2 separate regions of the Homo sapiens genome follow, and region 2 is linked to region 1. A link is a loop called in an ENCODE intact Hi-C map of the cell type or tissue named here. Cell type or tissue: heart right ventricle. All regions are shown on one strand. Each heading gives the region's core, and the rest is flanking DNA. Links, peaks and the distances in the headings are about the cores only. Region 1 overlaps DLEU1 (deleted in lymphocytic leukemia 1). Region 2 has its middle 13 kb from the start of DLEU7-AS1.

The links. Hi-C counts contacts between places; a loop is a spot of excess contacts. Peaks named below come from ENCODE experiments on the same cell type or tissue, not always from the same donor. Only the 100,000 strongest peaks of a DNase experiment are listed, where the experiment ranks them.
Region 2: a loop joins it to region 1, with 2.4 times the contacts of the local background. A loop is called at or near these places in 4 of 110 quality-filtered maps.

The regions. Positions count from the first base shown.
Region 1 is chr13:50,356,484-50,359,410 of GRCh38, reverse strand. All of the region lies in intron 2 of DLEU1 (deleted in lymphocytic leukemia 1), which reads right to left. Among named protein-coding and RNA genes, the nearest start is that of DLEU1-AS1, 170 kb to the left of the region's middle. In heart right ventricle, for the core only: no CTCF peak of the experiment used is centred there; a DNase peak (open chromatin) is centred at 1,550; H3K27ac peaks cover 1,774 bases.
Region 2 is chr13:50,793,296-50,796,222 of GRCh38, reverse strand. It overlaps a transcript of DLEU7 not described here. Among named protein-coding and RNA genes, the nearest start is that of DLEU7-AS1, 13 kb to the left of the region's middle. In heart right ventricle, for the core only: no CTCF peak of the experiment used is centred there; no DNase peak of the experiment used is centred there.

The sequences.
Region 1 (2,927 bases), core at 232-2,731:
TTTCTCTAGTCTGTCTTCTGTGTTTTTTTTTTCTTTTTTTTTCCTGCATGAACCAAGAAAGAGAATGGCATTGAGAAGGTATAAAAGGGTTCTTTAATACTTCCACCTCCTTGGATATACAGCAGGAGAAAGAAAGTTGGATTACTTTATACTGGGCCTTTAAAAAAAAGTCTGGTACCTTTGTATATCATGAGCTGATGTGAATGGTAATGGCGCCAGCCTCCTGGACTAAGATTCCACCAGTTTCCCCTGTGATGCAGGCCATCCCCCACCCGCACCCCAGCTGAAACAGAACTGAAACTCAGAAAACCTAGCTATCCCTGCATTAAAAAATATATTTGCAAGCATCCAGGGATTTTATTTCCGTCCTCAAAAAATTGAGAGCCTCAACATTTATTTTGTGCAGAGGCAGAGAAAGTACCCCCATAGTCTGTGGGCTGACCCCAAAACTGAGTGTCTGTGGCTATGACTATTTGATAACTGGGCTGCTACACTTGTAAGGTTTCATTTCTTTATTTCCTTCAAAATGAAACAAAGATAAACAGTGAGAGTAGTATTTTATTGTTTGAACACCAGTTTCTCCCCTTAACAATCCTGTGTTAGTATGCTATTTTCTTGATGTGATTTTAAACCTCAGTGTGTACCCGGCCAGTTCTGTATTCCAGAAGCTACTGTCTACTGCCAAGAGCTATTAATCAAAATAAATGGGTGCTTGGGATCCTGGAAGTGGTGTGGGGACTCTGCTTCTCTGTAGACAGACTACCCTCTTCTGCCCCAGAGTGGGGGCAGCAGGAGGATGATAGTGGTCAGGGAGGCACTGTGGCATTCTGAATCCCTGGTGACACAAGAGGGTGTCAACACAGCCTGTGGATAACAGGAGAAGGGCCTAAAATGTACTTACACCACCCTAAGACTGGACAAACTCTGGGGATACTTCCAGTTCATCTCCCACAATTTCTAGAGGCATCTGCATGCCTGTCAGCTTGGGCCAAGTGCACAGAACACCATCTTTGTCAAAGCTAATTCCTGGCACCTACCCAATAAGCCCAGGCTGCTTTCATTTCTACTCTGTATTCTTTTATGACATTTGAAAGACAAAGAAAAGAAAGTGGTCTTAGAAGGTAAAAAGGTTACTTGAGTTCACAGACTTGATATTTTAGGAAGAGGCTAAACTAAATTATTCCAAAGTCTTACATTTAATTTGTGCCATCAGTGACCAAACATTTTCAAGAGTTAGTGGGTATAAAGGACTGAAAAGGATGATAAAGTTACTATCAACATTCAGGCCACAGAAAGGCAGAGGAGGGAGAGAACAGTTAGAAACATATTAAACCAAAATCTAGTCCAGCCATCCCTCTAGCCCTTTTATTTTGTACCTGGGGTAGGGGGTGGGGAGAGTTGATGTTAGCTTTTGGGTTTTTGCTTGCAGCAAGCATATTTCATTTTGAGCCGGTTGTGCCAGTTAGTGACATAATGTCCACATGGTAATATGATACGGTAAGCACAAATGCAGTGCACAAACCAGACTGTGGCCTGGGAAAGACAAGCTCTGTCCATATATCAACGGGAATGGCTCGGAACTCAGGGAGTGAGTATTTTGAAGCAATCGCACATGAATTCACCTTCAGGAGATTAGAGGCTGATGTCACCAGGAGAGTGAAGTCATCAGAAATGACCTAAACTGATGGGACCTTGCCAGAACAAAGCTGCGCTGTGCAGACACACAGCTTAACTCCTTCTGGGTTGAAGATTTCTCCAAGGCTGCTTTTTTTTTTTTTTTGTGAACACGAAGAGTTTCTAACAGACGACAACAAAGCCGATATGACTCCCACACTCCTAGGCATCAGCTGGTGTTACTTGATGAAAGAGGCCCAAAAATAAGTAAGTTCCACTAACCAGATGTCCTAAGCCCTCACCTTTTCATCCAAGAGTTCTACCCTGTCTCTATAGATTCTCAGGGGAATAGCACTAGTAGGCCTTTCATAACAGCAATTGAATTGAAGTGAATGGAATTAAGCTAGCAATGGCAGATCCCCCAGAATGGCAACAGTTGGGCCCACAGAATGGTGGTGGAACAGCACTACAGAAGACAGCCCATTTGAAAAGTGGCTGGTTGCCTGAGTCTGCCTGTGATTCTCAGTGGAACACTCCATGTGCCAGGAAGCAGTAAGATGCTGGCTGTCTCTCACCTAGTCAAGCTGCTTAGCAGTGAAGAACCATCCTCTTCTCCTTGTTACCATAATTCCTGAGAGCCATTACCACTTGCTTATTTCATCCTCTCTAATGTCAACCCTTGGCTACTACAGATGCCATAAGGTCAGTCACACCTTGCTTAGGCCAAGGAATACAACATAACTTTAAAAGTTAATCATGCATGGAAAATACCTTCAGATTCATGTGTCCCCTTATGGGCAGTGGCTGCATTAACATTGCATCATAAAAACAAGCTAGATAAGATCATACTAGAGGTGGTCTTAGGGGCAGGGGGCTGGACCCGGCCTCTCTTCTGGGATGAACCTAGCATCTGGTGTGTAGAATCCGTAGTCAAGTGGGATAATGTAAATAAAAGCACCTTCCAAGCTGCAAAGTATTCACTGAAGAATATTTTGATTTCATGATGGTCCTCCACAAAGCAAGGATAAAGGACCAACAACAATAGGTATGACCTTAATATAGGCCAAATGGGAAGATGGCTGCCGACATGAGGTAGTGGGAGGTACACAGAAGAGGTCTCCTGCCCCTAAACCTTCCTCCTGATGCCTGTTGTGTACCTACAAATCCACCTCTAACAACTTGCTTGAGGTCAGTGCTTTTCAAATTGTTCTCATCACAACCTTTACAGTACTGTTCAGTACTCTCTCATACACGTACAATTGAAATAAAAGTTTTTGCAGAAGCAATACTTTCCCTACTGCCTAAGATGTGCT
Region 2 (2,927 bases), core at 105-2,604, 440 kb before region 1:
TGTTACTGTGCCTGATTTATAAGTTAAACTTTATCATAGGTATGTAAGTATAGGAAAAAATATAAAATATATAGAGTTCAGTACTCTAAGGGTTTCAGGCATCCACTGGTGGTCTTGGAACATAGCTCCCTCAGATAAGGGGGGAATATTATATATATCCTGGTGGTATGCTGAGAAAAAAGGGAAAACAGGTACTGGTGAGCAATGGTAAACTGAGTCACAATTGTATAACTTTTGCTATGAAAAGTACGTAGTTCCTAAAACTTTTAGGCCAAAAGTGTCTACTGATGCATAAGAAAAATCATACTCTGACTCAATTGCCCTAACATATTTGCAGTCCCATTTTTTAAACCACAAGGATAGAAAAATGAGTGGGTAGAGATCATTAATATTAATCATACTAATTATCTTTAATTTCCAGTTTATGTACCTAATCTCAATTCTGCAGTTTGCTATAAAAATAATCGCAGTGTGAGTTAACATTTTAGCTTGCTGATAAAAATAATATTAAATAACGTTTACTGTTAATTGATAAATTTAATAGAAACACAAATATGTGTAACATACATATATTATTGAATGGTTCAAGGTAGAGAATTTTAATATTTTAACAATCTGAAGTACAGTTTAAATTTAGAAATATTGAAGAAAAACAGGATAAATGTCATACTCCATATTGTGGCATACAATGTCCTTCCCAATCTAACCTCAGCCTACCTTTTTCACATCATCTCCACTGCTCTCTCAGGGAACAGAACTTGCTGGAATGAAGAGAACCAAGGTCAGGGGCTACATTTCTACTGTCTTCCCCTTTATCATCAACTGCATTTGTTGCCTGAGAGAGTAGGTGAGATACTGGACCACTCTGGAGACGTGCATGGACATGAGTTCAAGGTGAATCTGCTTCTGTCCTTTTGCTATAATCCCTGATCTCACAGGTAAAGTTGGGGAGGAGGCCACTGGAGCCCAAGAGGATCTGTTTGGCTGAAAAAAATATATGACCCCTGACCAGAGGCTACTTTTCCAGGGTTGGCCCCTTCTCTATGAAAGCACTTATAGATCTCCTATAGATAATATGAGCTAGTATACCTCTAGCTTTTGGTTAATCATGGTAATTCCCAAAACAAGCCAAGGATTTCACACCTTGGGGCCATTTTGTGTGTTTTTGAAGCCAACCCCATCAGTAATAGAATATTTAATTCTTAATTAGATGGAGATCACATGTCAGCCTAGCCGTCACCAAGTAATTTTGTTGTAATAATATATAATTATATGTATTTATATAATACATAATATATAATCACATAATTTTATTATTTTATCATGTATGATAACTACATACTTAATTTCCAACCTAGCCAGCCAGCTTCCAGATGTGGACCTTTAATCTCATGTATAAAAGTCATTTGAAGTAAATCTGGGTATAAATCCTGTATTTAACATTGATTGTGAACTTCAGCAAATTAATCATTTGAGCCTCAGTTAAAAGGAACTGCTCAATAATGCCTACATCAAGGGTTATTGTGAAGTTGGATGAGAACATGTAAAGGACACCTGCTCTTCTCTTTTGAGAACAAATCTACTACAACTACCAATGTCTTCCAACTCACAGCACAAGTACAAGTAGCAAGTCAGCCATGATTCTCATATTAAAAAACTTAAACATTTTCACCAGATGCTATTGGCAGCCTGGCAACCTGAAGTAGTAAGTGGAACACAGGAATAGGAGTCAGAAGCCCTGAATTTTATGTCCAATTTGGCTCCAATTCAACTGTGTGGCTTTGGGCAAGTTAATTTTTCAGCTTCCCCTTTTGTAAAATGGGAGGACATAATCCTGCTCTGATGACCTGGACTTGAATGTCACAATGATTGTAATGCCATCATTATTGTGACCAAACACTCCATGTTAAAAAAAAAAAAAGTCTTTTTACTCAACTTTTTTAAAAATGTAAACTCTTACGACAAGGGCCTGGGGTGTGTAACACATTCCCTCAACAAATATCTATTGACCTGTGCTTGGCTGGGCATCGTTGAGCTAGGATACAGTGGTGAATACAAAGGGAAAGTCAAAGTGTAAACAATAAGCAAGTAAATAAATCAACTAGATGATTTCAAATACTTACAAGTTGTTTAAAAACTAAACCATGTCTATCCATATGCAGAAGAATAAAACTGCACATCTACCTACCACCATATACAAAAATTAACTCAAGATGGATTAAAAACTTAAACGTAAGACCTCAACCTCTAAAAATCCTAGAAGAAACCTAGGAAATATGCTTCTCCATATCAGCCTTGGCAAAGAATTTATAACTAAGTCCTCAAAGGCAATTGCAATAAAACTAGAAATTGACAAATGGGTCCAAATTAAACTAAAGAGCTTCTGCACAGCAAGAGAAACTATCAAAGAAGTAAACAGACACCCTACAGAATGGGAGAAAATACTCACTAACTAAGCATCTGGCAAAGGCCTATTATCCAGAATCTATAAGGAACTTAAATAAGTCAATGAGCAAAAAACAAACAATCCCATTAAAAAGTGGGCAAAGCACATGAACAGACACTTCTCAAAAGAAGACCTACAAGCAGCCAGCAAACGTAAGAAAAAATGGTCATCATCACTAATCATCAGAGAAGTGCAAATTAAAACTGTAATGAGATATTTCATACCAGTCAGAATCACTTTTGTTAAAAAGTCAAAAAATAGCAGATGTTAGTGAGGCTGCAGAGAAAAGGGAACCCTAATACACTGTTGGTCAGAATGTAAATTAGTTCGGCCACTGTGGAGAGCAGTTTGGAGATTTCTCAAAGAACTGAGAGTTGAACTATCATTTGACCCAGCAATCTCACTACTGGGTATCTACCCAAAGGAAAATATGTATGTTCACTGCAGCACTATTCACAATAGCAATGGTATGGAATCAACC